Linked DNA regions of Homo sapiens: regions 2 and 3 are each linked to region 1. A link is a contact called in ENCODE Hi-C or POLR2A ChIA-PET data. All regions are on one chromosome and are shown on one strand. Each heading gives the region's core, a stretch centred on a gene start or an enhancer-like site at or near the end of the contact. The rest is flanking DNA. Distances are from core to core; before and after follow the strand shown.

What was found. A loop is a pair of places that touch in the nucleus more often than their neighbours do. ChIA-PET counts read pairs that join two places held with the same protein, here RNA polymerase II (POLR2A). Pooled maps may share reads with other maps.
Region 2: a pooled map shows a loop between it and region 1 (2.8-fold over the local background). The contact joins the enhancer-like site here to the promoter of C2orf74-DT in region 1. A Hi-C loop is called at or near these places in 6 of 168 maps with a recorded cell type or tissue (CD4-positive, alpha-beta T cell, dorsolateral prefrontal cortex, naive thymus-derived CD4-positive, alpha-beta T cell and 2 more) and 21 of 50 pooled maps. POLR2A ChIA-PET finds 5 or more read pairs at or near these places in 8 of 52 experiments (A549, CD4-positive, alpha-beta T cell, OCI-LY7 and 4 more).
Region 3: a loop to region 1 is called in a pooled map, with 13 times the contacts of the local background. The contact joins the enhancer-like site here to the promoter of C2orf74-DT in region 1. A Hi-C loop is called at or near these places in 1 of 37 single-sample maps with no recorded cell type and 13 of 50 pooled maps. POLR2A ChIA-PET finds 5 or more read pairs at or near these places in 1 of 52 experiments (activated CD4-positive, alpha-beta T cell).

The regions. Positions count from the first base shown.
Region 1 is chr2:61,142,401-61,147,364 of GRCh38, forward strand. C2orf74-DT (C2orf74 divergent transcript) reads right to left here and starts at 2,575. Exons shown (of 2, transcript NR_036496.1): 1 at 2,373-2,575; 2 at 1-1,545. It also overlaps a transcript of C2orf74 not described here. RefSeq lists enhancers at 1,788-2,709, 2,404-2,753.
Region 2 is chr2:61,774,156-61,779,119 of GRCh38, forward strand. No RefSeq gene overlaps it. Among named protein-coding and RNA genes, the nearest start is that of FAM161A, 77 kb to the right of the region's middle. Within about 2 kb of position 1,921, at least 3 of the 41 ENCODE cell types and tissues checked have a DNase peak (open chromatin) inside an H3K27ac peak, as active enhancers do; they include OCI-LY7, where a contact is called at or near this core.
Region 3 is chr2:61,692,452-61,697,415 of GRCh38, forward strand. No RefSeq gene overlaps it. Among named protein-coding and RNA genes, the nearest start is that of XPO1, 160 kb to the left of the region's middle. RefSeq lists enhancers at 2,011-2,140, 3,413-4,028 and a silencer at 2,281-2,440. Within about 2 kb of position 2,285, at least 29 of the 41 ENCODE cell types and tissues checked have a DNase peak (open chromatin) inside an H3K27ac peak, as active enhancers do.

The DNA of each region.
Region 1 (4,964 bases), core at 1,325-3,824:
AGGTCCTGAGAACATGTGCCCAAGGTGTTCGGGGCACAGCTTGGTTTTATACATTTTAGGGAGGCATGAGACATCAATGAAATACGTTTAAGAAATAACATTGGTTTGGTTCAGAAAGATGGAGCAACTCAAAGCAGGGATTTCCAGGCTATAGGTAAAGGTAAACATTTTCTTTTTTTTTTCTGTGATGGAGTCTCACTTTGTTGCCCAAGCTGGAGTGCAGTGGCACGATCTCTGCTTACTGCAACCTCTGCCCGCCGGGTTCAAGCAATTCTCCTTCCTCAGCTTCCCAAGTAGCTGGGACTACAGGTGCATGCCACTACGCCCGGCTAAATTTTTGTATTTTAGTAGAGACGGGGTTTCACCATGTTGCCCAGGCTGGTCTCGAACTCCTGAGGTCAGGCAATCTGCCCGCCTTGGTCTTCCAAAGTGCTGGGATTAGAGGCATGAGACACTGTGCCCAGCCAATTTAAACATTTTCTAATTGACAAATGGTTGAGTTCACAATTGTCTGAAGACCTGGGATCAATAGGAAGCACATGTTCAGGTTAAGATAAAAGATTATAATACTTCAAAAGGTTCTTTTGAAGTCTTATAATGGCTACCCTTAGAGATGATAGATGACAAATGTTTCCTATTCAGACCTTTAAAACAATGCTAGACTCTCAGTCTCTTCAGGATTGGGAGGGCCTGGAAGAAAAAGATCTAGCTGTGTTAATAGAGATTCTTTACAGATGCATATTTTCCCCCACAAAGCACAGCTTTGCAGGACCATTTCAAAATATGGCAAAGAAACATGTTTTGGGGTAAAATATTTTGACTTTCTTCTTTGTCACATGTCATGCCAGAGTCAGACTGGAAAGCAAGTCACCATATATAGGGTTAAATAAAACTCATCTGATGAGAATTTATGGTTTGTTGGGCATGACTCCCCAGGCCCCTTAGATAGGAATTTGGGCCAGATTAAAAAAAAAAAAAAAAATCAAAGCTTAGTCCTGAGGCAGCTTCTGAAATGGTGGGAAAAAATGTGAGTTTTGAGGAAACATTTGGTTCAGCCATTGTTCTTAAGAGATACTGACATTTCAACCTACTATAAAGAGGGAAATTTAAAGTATTAAAGTATTAATGAGTTGGTAGGACCCGCTTTTCTTTTTTTTTTTTTTTTTAATTCACTGGCCCCGAAAGAAACTTCTCTGTCAGGCCACAATATAACCAGATACCAGACACACGAGATGTTTTGGAGGGAGGGTGGTGGAGCCAAGATTGCAGCTCCTTATTGAGGAAAACAGTCCTCAGAGATCCAGAGTCATTTCTCCTGTGTTCAGCTTGAAAACCTTGGGCAACTTCTGGAGATTTCAACGTCTCACAGAGTGCGGAAACATGACTGGCGCAGCATCCTTTCCGGAATTGGTGATGTCCTTCCTGTAAGGGTTGATTTTCCATCTCATCAACCAAATCGGGAAAGCCGCAGCATCCTTTTCTCCAAGAATGACAGGTGGTTTATCTCAGGCTTTTCTGTCCCGGCGCCTTTCTCTCCAATGCAGTCTATGGAATATATATATAGAGAGAGAGCGTGAGAGAGAGAGAGACGGAGTCTCGCTCTGTCGCCCAGGCTGAAGTGCAGTAGCGCGATCTTGGCTCACTGCAAGCTCCGCCTCCCGGGTTCACGCCGTTCTCCTGCCTCAGCCTCTCGAGTAGCTGAGACTACAGGCGCCCGCCACCACGCCCAGCTAATTTTTTTGTATTTTTAGGAGAGATGGGGTTTCACCGTGTTAGCCAGGATGGTCTCGATCTGCTGACCTCGTGATCCGCCCGTCTCGGCCTCCCACAGTGCTGGGATTACAGGCATGAACCACCGCGTCCGGCCTGGAATATTTTAAAATATGCAGATTATTAACCCCGACACTTTTGAAAGTCCTTTGTAACCAACTTCCTCCTCAATATAAAATATTAATGTAATTTGGCCGGGTGAGGTGGCTCACGCCTGTAATTCTAGCACTTTGGGAGGCCGAGGCGGGTGGACTGCCTGAGCTCAGGAGTTTGAGACCAGCCTGGGCAACACGGTGAAACTCCGTTTCTACTAAAATACAAAAAATTAGCCGGGTGTGGTGGCGCGCGCCTGTAATCCCAGCTACTCAGGAGGCTGAGGCAGGAGAATTGCTGGAGTCCGGGAGGCGGAGGTGCAGTGAGCCGAGATCGCGCCACTGCACTGCAGCCTGGGGAACAGGGCGAGAATCCGACTCTTTAAAAAAAGAGAAAAAAATTTAAGTAATTTAATTTTTTATTTTTTTCCGCCCCCGCCGTCCCGCCCCTAGCATTAATTTTTAAAACTCGCTTTAGACACCGTTTGGAGGGGGCCAGGTGCTGAATACCTGCTGATGTAATGCAGTGATTTTTTGTTTGAGGGCCACAGGAAGACCCCTTGTGGCTGTTGTACTGGCATTCCCTCTTCATAGCAGGGATGGTGCCTCTGGACATTTTCCGACAGCAGGGATCGTTGGGTGAGGTTAGCAGCGCCAGCCCGGGTTAGCGGAAGCAGCCTTCAGGTCTCCTAGGAGAGCAGGTTTATGAGCATGCGCAGCGGATTTTCCGTTAGGGAAGCCGATGGGGCGCGGCTCCTTGGAGCATGCGCACACAAACTTTCCGCTAGGAATCAAGCGAGCATGCGCACACAGATGTTAGGGTTCGGGCGAGCTATTTGGAGCCTGCGCAGTCAGATCCGAGGACATGTTGACGTCGTCCGAGAGTCTTAAAATCCTGCTCTGGCCGGATTCCAGACTCGTGGGGGAAAGGCTGGTATGTTCGTTTTATAACAGGAGTTTTAGCGTCATCTTTTGTCCTTGGATAAGTTTTTCCAAATATAAATATATTAAATATTCATTTAAAATATCTAAGAATTAACAGGCAGCAGTGCATTAGACAAATGGGCGAAGTACTGGGGTACCAAGTTCACAGAAAAATAGTAGTTAAAAATAGACTTTAAATATATGAAAAGATGCTTAGCTGCATGTTTTTGTGTTTTTTATTTATTTATTTATTTTTTTGAGATGGAGTCCTGTGTTGCCCAAGCTGGAGTGCAGTAATGCAATCTCGGCTCACTGCACCCTCCGCTGCCCGGGTTCAAGTGATTCTCCCACCTCAGCCTCCCGAGTAGCTGGAATTACAGGCAGGTGCCACCACGCCAGGCTAATTTTTATATTTTTAGTAGAGATGGGGTTCACCATGTTGGCCAGGCTGGTCTCGAACTCCTGACCTCAGGTTATCGGCCTGCCTCAGACTCCCAAAGTGCTGGGATTACAGGCGTGAGCCACCGCGCCCGGCCTGTTTTGTATTTTATTTTTTCTGAGACAGGTGGCACGATCACAGCTCACTACAGCCTCCACTTCCCAAGCCCAAGCAATCCTCCCACCTCAGTTTCACCAAGTGCTAGGATTACAGGCCAGCTTCAGTTTTAATAAAAATGCAAATCATCATGATTGGTGAACATTGAAACGTTTGGTAATATACTCAATATAGGAGGGTGTCAGGAAAACAGGTGCAGTGTTACAGTGCTAGTAGGAGCAGAATGCAGCAATCCTTAGTGGTTATCAAAACCACACTGAATAATATTTGCATTTTGATCCAACAATCCCACTTTGGGGAATTTTGCCTCCAAATACACTTGCATACATGTAAAGTAATATGTGTATGAGATTATTGATTGTAATAGCAAAAGGTTGTAAACTACGTGAGTATCCATCAGAAGACTGATATTATAAACTACAGTACATACACACAATGGAACATTATGCAGCTATGAAAAAGAGTGAGGAATCAGTTCCCAACATACTAATGTGGAACCATCTCTAGCATATCTTACTAAGCGAAAAAAGCCCAGGTGCCAAACAGTGTATAAATTATGCTTTTTGTGTAGAAAAGGATAAATGAGAGTCATATGATCCTTATTTCCACATAAATTCTGGCAATATACTCAAGAAACTAATAGTCATGGTTTCTTATGAGATGGAGGGTAGGACTGAGATAGGGTGAGAGACTTCTCAATGTATTCCTCATTATAATATATTGAATTATCTGAATGCTGTTCATTAAAAACAAAAATAACACTACAATAACTTTTTTTAAAAAAGCTAGAAACATATAATATTAAAAAAGGGGCCAGGTGCGGTGGCTCATGCTTGTAATCCCAGCATTTTGGGAGGCCGAGACGGGCAGATCACGAGGTCAGGAGATGGAGACCGTCGTGGCCAATGTGGTGAAACCCCGTCTCTACTAAAAATACAAAAATTAGACTGGCGTGGTGGCGCATGCCTGTGGTCCCAGCTACTCAGGAGGCTGAGGCAGGAGAATTGAATCGCTTGAACCAGGGAGTCGGAGGTTGCAGTGAGCCGAGATGGCGCCACTGCACTCCAGCCTGGCGACAGAGCAAGACTTCGTCTCAAAAAAAAAAACAAAAAACAAAAAAACTGGAGGCTGGGTGTGTGGCTCACACCTCTAATCCCACCACTTTGGAAGACTGAGACAGGAGGATTGCTTGAGCACAGGAGTTTTGAGACCAACCTGGGCAGCATGGTGAAAACCCACATCTACAAAAAGAACATCAACAACAAAAAACCTCCAAATTAGATGGGAGTGGTGGTGGGCGCCTGTAGGCCCAACTACCCGGGAGGCTGAGGTGGGGGGATCGGTTGAGCCCAGGAGACAGAGGTTACAGTGAGCTGAGATCCTGCCACTGCACTCCAGCCTAGGCAACAGAGGAAGACTCTCAAAAAAAGAGAAAGAAAGAAAAAAAGGTGAAATTATGGGAGATTTTTCCTTTCCTTTCCTTTTTTTTTTTTGACAAGGTTTTCTCTGTTGCCGAGACTGCACAATGGCGCCATCACAACTCACTGCCCAGGCTCAAGCGATCTGCGGGCCTCGGCTTCCCAAAGTGTTGGGATTACAGGGGTGAGCCACTTTTCCCAGAC
Region 2 (4,964 bases), core at 671-3,170, 630 kb after region 1:
TTTCTTAGGGACACAGTCTTGTGGCAGAAATTACTAGTTGACCCTCAAAATCATTCTTCCTCTTTCAATGGTAACAGCATCCTCAACTTTTAAGTGGATATAACTGCCCAGAATATAAATACATCTCCAAGTCTTTCTTGTGGCAAGGTGTAGCCTTGTGAGTATGTTCTGGCCAAAAAGATATAAGCAGAAATATTATGTACAGCTTTCAGGACGTGTCCTTAAAAGCACACAGAAGAACTGTGTGCTTTCTCCTTTACCCTTCCTTCTTCCTGAGATGGCTGGAGCTATGTTACAACCATTTTAGATCATGAGAGAAATAGGAAGAAATCAAGGTCACTCATGGCAGAACATCAGAAAGAAGGAACCTGGGTTTCTGACACAATGAAGCACCATATCCAACTTGGGGCACTTACTTCCTACTTTATGTAAGAGAAAAATAGACATATATGATGTAAGCTACAGTTATTCTGGGTTTTTCTTTTTTCATCATTCAAAGCTGAGCCAAATCCTAGCTAACACTAAACCTTATATATGTTTCATTATGTACTTTATTTAAAAAAATTTTTTTTAGACAGGGTTTCAGTCTGTCACCCTGGCTGGAGTGCAGTGGCACCATCATGGCTCACTGCAGCCTCGACCTCCCAGGCTCAAGTGATCCTCCTGCCTCAGTCTCCTAAGTAGCTGGGACTACAAGTGCACACCACCATGCCCAGTTAATTTTCTTTTTTTTTTGTAGAGACAGGGTTTCACCATGTTATCCAGCTGGTCTCGAACTCCCGAGCTCAAGCAATCTGCCTGCCTCAGCCTCCCAAAGGGATAGGATTACAGACATGAGCTACTGCACCTAGCCTCACCATGTACTGTTTGCTGTTGTTGTTGTTGTTTGAGACAGAGTTTCACTCTTATCACCCAGGCTGGAGTGCAATGGTGTGATCTTGGCTCACTGCAACCTCTGCCTCCCAAGTTCAAGCAATTCTCCAGCCTCAGCCTCCCGGGTAGTTGGAATTACAGGCGTGTGCCACCATGCCCGGCTAATTTTGTATTTTTAGTAGAGACAGGGTTTCTCCATGTTGGTCAGGCTGGTCTCGAACTCCCAACCTCAGGTGATCCGCCCGCCTTGGCCTCCCAAATTGCTGGGATTACAGGCGTGAGCCACCACACCCGGCCCTCACAATGTGCTTTCTTATAAGTCAAACTCTACCAGGTAACTTATAAATCGTAAATGAATCCCACTCCAAATTTCTGAATTATTCCAGTTTTTATGTGACATTTTTGATGGGATAAATGAGCATTAGTAGTAAATGTGCTATATTGAAAGAGAAACACAAAAAATGGGAGAATGAACATGAATGTATTATTTTTCTAATATATTGAGTGTGGGAGTCTTAAACCTTCCAATTATTAAAAGGGTCAATGATGGATCCAGTAGTTTAAATTATAATGTTAATATTTGGGCCTGGAAATATATTTTTAAATTATTTATATTCAATCAGCTTTAAAATATTGTAAAACTAGAAAACTGTAATTCAAATTATCTTCTTGTAACATCACTGCTTTAGGAAGTTTCTAGTTCCAAGTAAGATGGAGTGAGCAAATCCCAACCTATCTCTCCTACTGAATGTAGCTATTAACCTGGAAAGAATGCATGGCTCCCAAACTTGAGGACTGAAAAGTAAATCGAAACAGAAAGGTTGGAGAAGAAGGCATGAATATGAAGTACCACTGAACATGCAGAGAGCTTACCATTTTTTCCCCTCTGATATCCCTAGTCTGGACTTGTGCAGCCCAAAAGCCTGAAGTCCAAATCAGTGTGGACAGAAAGAGCTCCAGGAGAAGGCTTCTAGATCTGGCTTGAGGGGTGGAAAAAGAGTTTCCTAATATACAGACAAAGTGGGGGAAATCTCATGTGCTTTGTTTTTTGTTTTGTTTTGTTTTTCTTTTCTCCATTCTCTAGCACCCAAACCTCAAGTAATCCTATAAAAGCAGAAGTGAAAATGACATTAATGGTAAGAGGAGCAGGCAGGTGCCTAAAACTTTGAGAAAAGAGAACTTTCCTCTCTGATCAGAGGTGCTGTGTTCCCAAAAATCAGAGTAGGGTAAATGGCAAACCCCCACTGCTTTCTTTTTTCATCTCTGTCCTCCCACTGCCTCGCTCCAGACATAAGCGTAGTTACGGAAAGTGAACAGAAAAGTAGCGTATGTACTTGGCTGGGCACAGCAGCTCATTCCTATAATCCCAGCACTTTGGGAGGCCGAGGTGGGAGGATCACTTGAGCCCATGAGTTCGAGACCAGCCTGGGCAACACAGTGAGACACTGTCTCTACAAAAAATACAAAAATCCGTTGGGTGTGGTGGTGCGTGCCTGTAGTCCCAGCTACTCAGGAGGCTGAGGTGAGAGGATCTCTGGAGCCCGGAGGTCAAGGCTGCAGTGAGCTGAGATTGCACACCTCAGCCTGGGCAACAGAGAGAGACTCTGTCTCAAAAATAAAATGAAAAACAAAACCCAAGTTTTCTGATCAGAGAACTATAAAAGGGAGCCCCAAGGAATTGGGATAAAACTAGGAAATTGAGTAGAGGAAGGAGCAAAAGTTTATGATTTCTGAGGTAACTCCCAAGCTGTACATGTGTGGATCTGATCCTCAACACTGTACCACAGGCTGTGAGAACTGAACTACACAGTTCCTGCCTCAGACCTTGACTGACCACTGGGTCAAGAACATTCAGGACTGATCCAAATAACACTGCAAAGCCTTTAAAAACAGAACTGATATTAAAATTACAACCTAGAGAAGTCTAATTGGAGTTTACAGTCTAATCCCAACCTGACTGATTATGGCTAACACAAAAATGTCAACATTCACTCCAGGATTTAAACAAAACCTCTAGTCTCGTAGCATAATATTCAAAATATCCAGGATACAATCTAAAATTACTCAGCATTTGAGAAACCAGAAAAATCTAAACTGGGAAAAGATAATTGATAGACACTAACACTAAGATGACACAGATGTTGGCATTATCTGACAAAGACATTAAAGTAGGTGTTATAAAAATATTCCAAAACATCCTTGAAATAAATGAAAACATAAAAAAAAGAAAGTCTTGGCAAAGATTTCCCTTTTTTTTTTTTTTTTTTTTTTTTTTTAGGACAGAGTTTTACTCTTGTTGCCCAGGCTGGAGTGCAATGGGGCAGTCTCAGCTCACTGCAACCTCCGCCTCCTGGATTCAAGCAATACTCCTGCCTCAGCCTCCTAAGTAGTTGGGATTACAGGCACCTGCCACCAAGCCCAGCTAATTTTTGTATTTTTAGTAGAGATGGGGTTTCACCATGTTTGTCAGGTTAGTCTCAAACTCCAGACCTCAGGTGAGGCTGCCCACTTCAGCCTCCCAAAGTGCTGGGATTACAGGCGTGAGCCACCACACCTGGCCATGATTTCCTATTTCTATTGTATTCAGTTTTTCCATTTGAGAACTGAAAAATACAATAGCCAAAATTTAAAACCCACTGGATGGGCTCAGAACAGAATGGAGATGGCAGAGGAAAGAGTCAGTGACCTAGAAGGTACATAATAGAATTACTGATCTGAACAACTGAGAGAAAAAATTACTTAAAAAATAGGAAGAACAGAGCCTTGGGGATCTGTAGGATAGTACTAAAATGCCTCACGTAAATTATTAGAGTCCCAGAGAGGAGAAAGACTGTGATGTAGAAAAAGGTTTTTGGCCAGGCACGGTGGCTTACGCCTGTAATCCCAGCACTTTGGGAGGCCGAGGTGGAAGGATCACCTGAGGTCAGGAGTTTGAGACCAGCCTGGCCAACATGGTGAAACCCCATCTCTACTAAAAACACAAAAATTAGCTAGGTGTGATGACACGTGTCTGTGATACCAGCTACTTGGGAGGCTGAGGCAGGAGAATCACTTGAACCTGGGAAGCAGAGTTTACAGTGAGCCACGATCATGCCTGTTGGGAGCTGAAAAGGACAAAGAGATCGTGACCACTGGAGGCTATATGATCAAACAGCAAACTGTTTATCATGAATGCAGGATGTGAGCAAACTCACGACTGTGCCTGCTGCCAGGAGGTTTGCTGAGGGCAATCACTCCCTGGCACCGGGCTCCTTGAAGTTATCTACTGGGACAACTAGAGCCTACTGTTCAAGGAATGTGGTCTTGCAAGCCTACTCTAGACCGAGCAGCTGACCTCTTCTTCCACACCCCCACTTGTCTCTATCTCTTTTGCCAAATAAATACGGAGGGCTGTTCAGGACCCTTGTCCACTACAGGCAAGGTGCCCTCTGACCCCTTCTTCCAAATATAATCTTTTGTCTTCGTCTTTATTCCCACGTTCGCCTGCCTTTGTTCAGTCCACCACGGATTGAGATCGGTTACAATGCCACTGCTCTCCAGCCTAGGCGACAGTGAGACTCCGTCTCAAAAAAAAAGAAAAAAGAAAAAGGCGTTTGAAGAAATAATGCTTGAAAACTTCTCAAATTTGTTGAAAGACAAACATACAGATTCAAGAATCCCAACAAATCCCAAAAGGATAAACCCAAAGAAATCCATCCTCAGACACGTCATAATCAAACTGCTGGATAAATAAACACACATGAAAAAAAATTTTTTTTAAGAGACAAGGTCTCACTCTGTTGCCCAGGCTCATAGCCTCAACCTCCTGGTCTGAAGAGATCTTCCAGCCAAAGCCTCTTGAGCAGCTAGGACTACAGGTGGATGCCATCATGCCTGCATGATTTTGTACTTTTTTTTTTTTTTTTTTTGTAGAGGGAGGGTCTCACTATTCTGCACAGGCTGGTCTCCAACTCCTGACCTCAAGTAATCCTCCCACCTCAGTCTCCTAAAGTGCTGGAATTACAGGTGTGAGCTACTGCACCCAGCCAAAAAAACTCTTGAAGGAGATTTTTTCCAGGAATCTAGAGGGGAAAAAATGCATTACATAGGGG
Region 3 (4,964 bases), core at 1,035-3,534, 550 kb after region 1:
ATGTTTCTGAAACTGGTAAAACTTCAAAATGGAACATTATAAAATGAAACAGTTGTCAGTATACTGTCTTTAAACAGTCAAACACAGCCTTGGTATAATTGAAAATAAAAACTTGTAAGTTCTGCTGCGCAGCTGGTAATCACTATCCTTAGTACCACACATAGTATATTATACAATCCTTAGTACCACACATAGTATATTATACATACAAAGGTGACTTTTGTGCATACCCAATAGCAAAAGTGTCTGATCCGTTCAGTGCCCTGCACTTTGAAGATATTTTTGTTAGATAGGTGTGGTATCACATACTTCCAATGTTGTTTCCAATTCTGTGTATGCTTGTTCCAAGACAGACTTTCATGACCCTAACCCATGGTAGCTTCCTGCTTGATATTTATATACATCTGTACTGAAGTTTGGAAAGGTCACTTGAATGAACAATGCTTGACAGTGGTGTCACCAACCTTTCAATATGTATGTTAATTATAAATAAAGGCATATCTTTATACATAAACTTTTTGAGGCAGAGTCTTGCTCTATTGCCAAGGTAGAGTGCAGTGGTACGATCTCAGCTCACTGCAAACTCTACCACCCGGGTTCAAGCGATTCTTATGCCTCAGCCTCCCAAGTAAGTAGAACTACAGGCATGTGCCACCACGCCCAGCTAATTTTTGTATTTTTTGTAGAGATGGGGTTTCACCATGTTGGCCAGGCTGGTCTCGAACTCCTGAACTCAGGTGATCCACCTGCCTTGACTTCCCAAAGTGCTGGGATTACGGGCATGAGCCACCACGCCCAGCCTTTATATATAAACTTTCATGTATGAAATCATAATGTGGTTTCTTTGACGAGTTTTATAACATCACTCATTCTGCATGATTTTAAAAAATCAGCTTTACTGGGTTATGATTTACATTAAATGTACCCATTTACCTGTACAGTTTGATACACTTAGATAAATGTACACACCTGCATTCTGTATGATTTGGGGGAGACAGGTGACCTGAGTTCAATCCTAAACTGATAATTTACTAATCATGTGACCTTGGGCAAATTACCTTAACTTCTGAAAGCCCTGGTAAAAATCCCACTTGATAATAAAATCGAGTCCAGGATAATAAAATAAAAATCAAGTGGGAGTACTTTTCACTCTGTAACCAACTACTGCTGAATTATTCTTTTCCTTTTTTTGGACAGTCTCACCCTGTCACCCAGGCTGGAGTGCAGTGTTGTGATCTCTCCTGGGCTCAAGCGATCCTCCCGTCTCAGCCTCCCAAGTAGCTGGGATTACAGGCGTGCACCACCATGCCCAGCCTGAGATAGCTTCTGTAATTATTCTAGCACAATGCTAAGCACTTGCAGCAGGTGAGTGGTTTGTTTCCTTTACACTCCCTACAAGAAATGTGAATGCAATGCTCTTCAGTTTTGGAGAACACAGGCAAACAACTGTATGTGCTAAATCATCTGACTTCATTTTGATCACAAGGGCTTCCACCAGCCAATGAATACTTGCTGTGAATGCTGCCCAATGTCGGGCCTGAGGAAAACCAGACAGTGGCTTCATGTCATTTTTTAAATCATGTCTGATATATTTCATTGGAGCTTTTCCCCCCCAATACCCAAAGAGATACCCAAAGAGAACTCTGAAAACACCAATACCCCAATTTCCTGCTTTGTGCCTGCATTTCTCTAAATATTTCCATCTGAACTTTGTCTGCGAGTATTAGGTCAGATGTCTACTGTAATTACCAGGCATCCTGGGGACTGTAATTAAAAGGCAGTTTGAAATGACTGACACTTTGATGGTGATTCTAGCCATTTCTATTTTCTGACAACGAATCTTCCTCAAAAATTTTACTGCCCCCTCATGTCCTTGCTCCCTGATTTTTCTTCAGTTAGGCACTCCGTAATTCAGCAGCATTCTTTTCTTTCCACAATTTATCTCCCTACTCCCCTTCTCATCACTTGGGTCCGGCCGGTGAGCAAGGAGGAAGAAACCCAAAGGGATCTTCAGGGTCCGCGCCCCGCAAAAGGTCTCACAGCAGAGACGTACAGGAGAGGTGACCCAACCCCCGGACCTGGATGGGGCCCTTATGGGAAAAACCCCGTGTTTGCTTCAGGCCATTCTATGCGGCATCCACGAGGTCTGTGGGCCAGCGGCACGGCGCGGCCCTGTCCCCCAAAAAGGAGGAGAGGCAGGAGGAAGAGGAAGTGGCCGTACAGGCCGAAGCCTTGTGGAGCCTCAGTGCGGGGCTTGGCCAGGTCCTAGGGGGCGTGGCCTCGGAGGCGAAAGCGCAGGGCGGGGCCGAGGTGTAGGAACCGGGAGGGGCCTCGTGGGGGGAGGAGACTCGTGGGGGCGGGGCCCAAGGGAGGCGGGGTGGGGCGGGGCCGCGGCCAGAGGAAGCCCCTCCCGGTTTCCCTTGACAGGGTCACCTGCCTGCAAGCCACCTGCGCTCCCCTTCCTCTCCCACAGCCTACATGACCAGTGTGGGTCGCCAGCCTGAGCGAGGGTGCTCAGGTGGTTTCTACTCTCATTTTCACTTTCCAGTGCCGCTGCCGACTTGGAGGGGAGAAAGGGGCGGGGCAAACCCTGGTTTCGCCCCCCCGCCCTCAGGCTGGCTGCCACGCGGGGGCGCAGTCAGGGGGTCTGCGCTGTGTGGGTAGGGGGTCTTCAGGGCTGCCCCTCCGCAGTGCCACCCTAAGCCAAGATTCCCACCCCTGAGGCAATCCAGGATGAAATGCACACTGGCTGGGGTCATGTTAAGTAACAGAAGTATTCCCAGGCCCCAGCTATCTAAAAATATTCTTCCAGCTTAACGGGTTAGTTGCCTTTTTTTTTTTTTTTTTTGTATTTTGTTTTTTCCTTTAAGTAGAAAACTGGACCCTGAGAAATACGTACGGCCAGGCTAACCTGTGAGCAGCAGGACATGGCACACCCTGGGAAGCGAAGACAAGGTTCTCCCTCCCTCCCAATTGCTCATATGTGACATGGGTCCTCTCTCAGCGGCTCCCTGCACAGGATTCTTTTTTCAGAGAGGCTATTCCATTTCTCTAGTTTTGTGACACCCTCTTCACTGAATTCCTTCACTTTAGCTTAAGTCTTGATTGTGTCACCTACCCCAATGCTAGTCTAAAGGACTAAAGAGAGTAAGCCTTTCGAGGAAAGAAAGAAAACTATATAATTGCTTTTTATGTATTCGGTTTAACCAGCCAACTTCTGTGCTACACGGTGGGAAAACAAAGACATATATGACACAGAAAAGTAACTATACTCCAGCATTATACATTTAATAACAAAAACATATGGTAGACACAAAGGTAGAATAGGTGAGGGGGTGACTAATTTCATGAGATATGGGGAATGGGAGCCTAAGAAAAAGTTTTGGCCGGGCGCGGTGGCTCGCGTCTGTAATCCCAGCACTTCGGGAGGCCGAGGCGGGCAGATCACTTGAGGTCAGAAGTTCAAGACCAGGCTGGCCAACATGGTGAAACCTCGTCTCTACTAAAAATACAAAAATTAGCCGAGCGTGGTGGCGCGTGCCTGTAGTCCCAGCTACTGGGGAGGCTGAGGCGGGAGAATTGCTTGAACCCAGGAGGCGGAGGTTGCAGTGAGCCAAGATCGAGCCATTGCACTCCAGCCTGGGCAAAAAAGCGAGACTGTCTCAAACAAACAAAAATACAAGCAAGCAAACAAACAGTTTCAACCCGGAGTGAGGCCCATCTGAGGGGGCATTTGAAGCATCAACAGGAGTGTAAGAAAAGAAAGCCCTTGGCCGGGCGCGGTGGCTCACGTCTGTAATCACAGTACTTTGGGAGGCAGAAGCAGGTGGATCGCGAGGTCAGGAGATTGAGACCATCCTGGCCAATACGGTGAAACCCCGTCTCTACTAAAAATACAAAAATTAGCTTGGCATGGTGGCGCATGCCTGTAGTCCCAGCTACTCGGGAGGCTGAGGCAGGAGAATGGCGTGAACCCGGGAGGCGGAGCTTGCAGTGAGCCGAGATCGCTTCACTGCACTCCAGCCTGGGTGACAGAGCGAGACTCCATCTCAAAAAAAAAAAGAAAAGAAAAGAAAAGAAAAGACAGCCCATGAAGTAGATACTAAGTGACTACAGAATGCTGATTGACAACACAGAAAAGAAACGAGGAGGTACAGAATTCCCTTTTTCTTTCTTTCTCTGTGTTTCTTTTTCTCTCATCTTTCTTCTTTTTCTCCCTTTCTTTCTCTTTCCACAGGTCTTGTAGTATCACCCAGGCTGGAGAGTAGTGGCCGTATCATTTAGTTCCCTGCTGCCTCAAACTCCAGGGCTCAAGCAATCTTCCCGCCTCAGCCTTCCAAGGAGCTGCGTGTACAGGCGTGCGGCACCACATCTGGCTAATTTAAAAAATTTTTTCTGGGCGGGCACAGTGGCTCATGCCTGTAATCCCAGCACTTTGGGAGGCCGAGGCGGGTGGATCACGAGGTCAGGAGATCGAGATCATCCTCGCTAACACGGTGAAACGCCATCTCTACTAAAAATACAAAAAATTAGCCTGGCGTGGTGGCGGGCGCCTGTAGTCCCAGCTACTCCGGAGGCTGAGGCAGGAGAATGGATGAACCCAGGAGGCGGAACTTGTAGTGAGCCCAGATCGTGCCATTGCACTCCAGCCTGGGTGACAGAGCCAGACTCCGTCTCAAAACAAAACAAAACAAAAATAAAAATGAGGCCGGGCGCGATGGCTCACGCCTGTAATCCTAGCACTTTGGGAGGCTGAGGCGGGCGGATCACAAGGTCAGGAGATCATGACCATCCTGGCTAACACGGTGAAACCCCGTCTCTACTAAAAATACAAAAAATCAGCTGGGCATGGTGGCACGCGCCTGTAATCCCAGCTACTGGGGAGGCTGAGGCAAGATAATCGCTTGAACCCGGGAGGTAGAGGTTGCGGTGAGCCGAGATTGCGCCACTGCACTTCAGCCTGG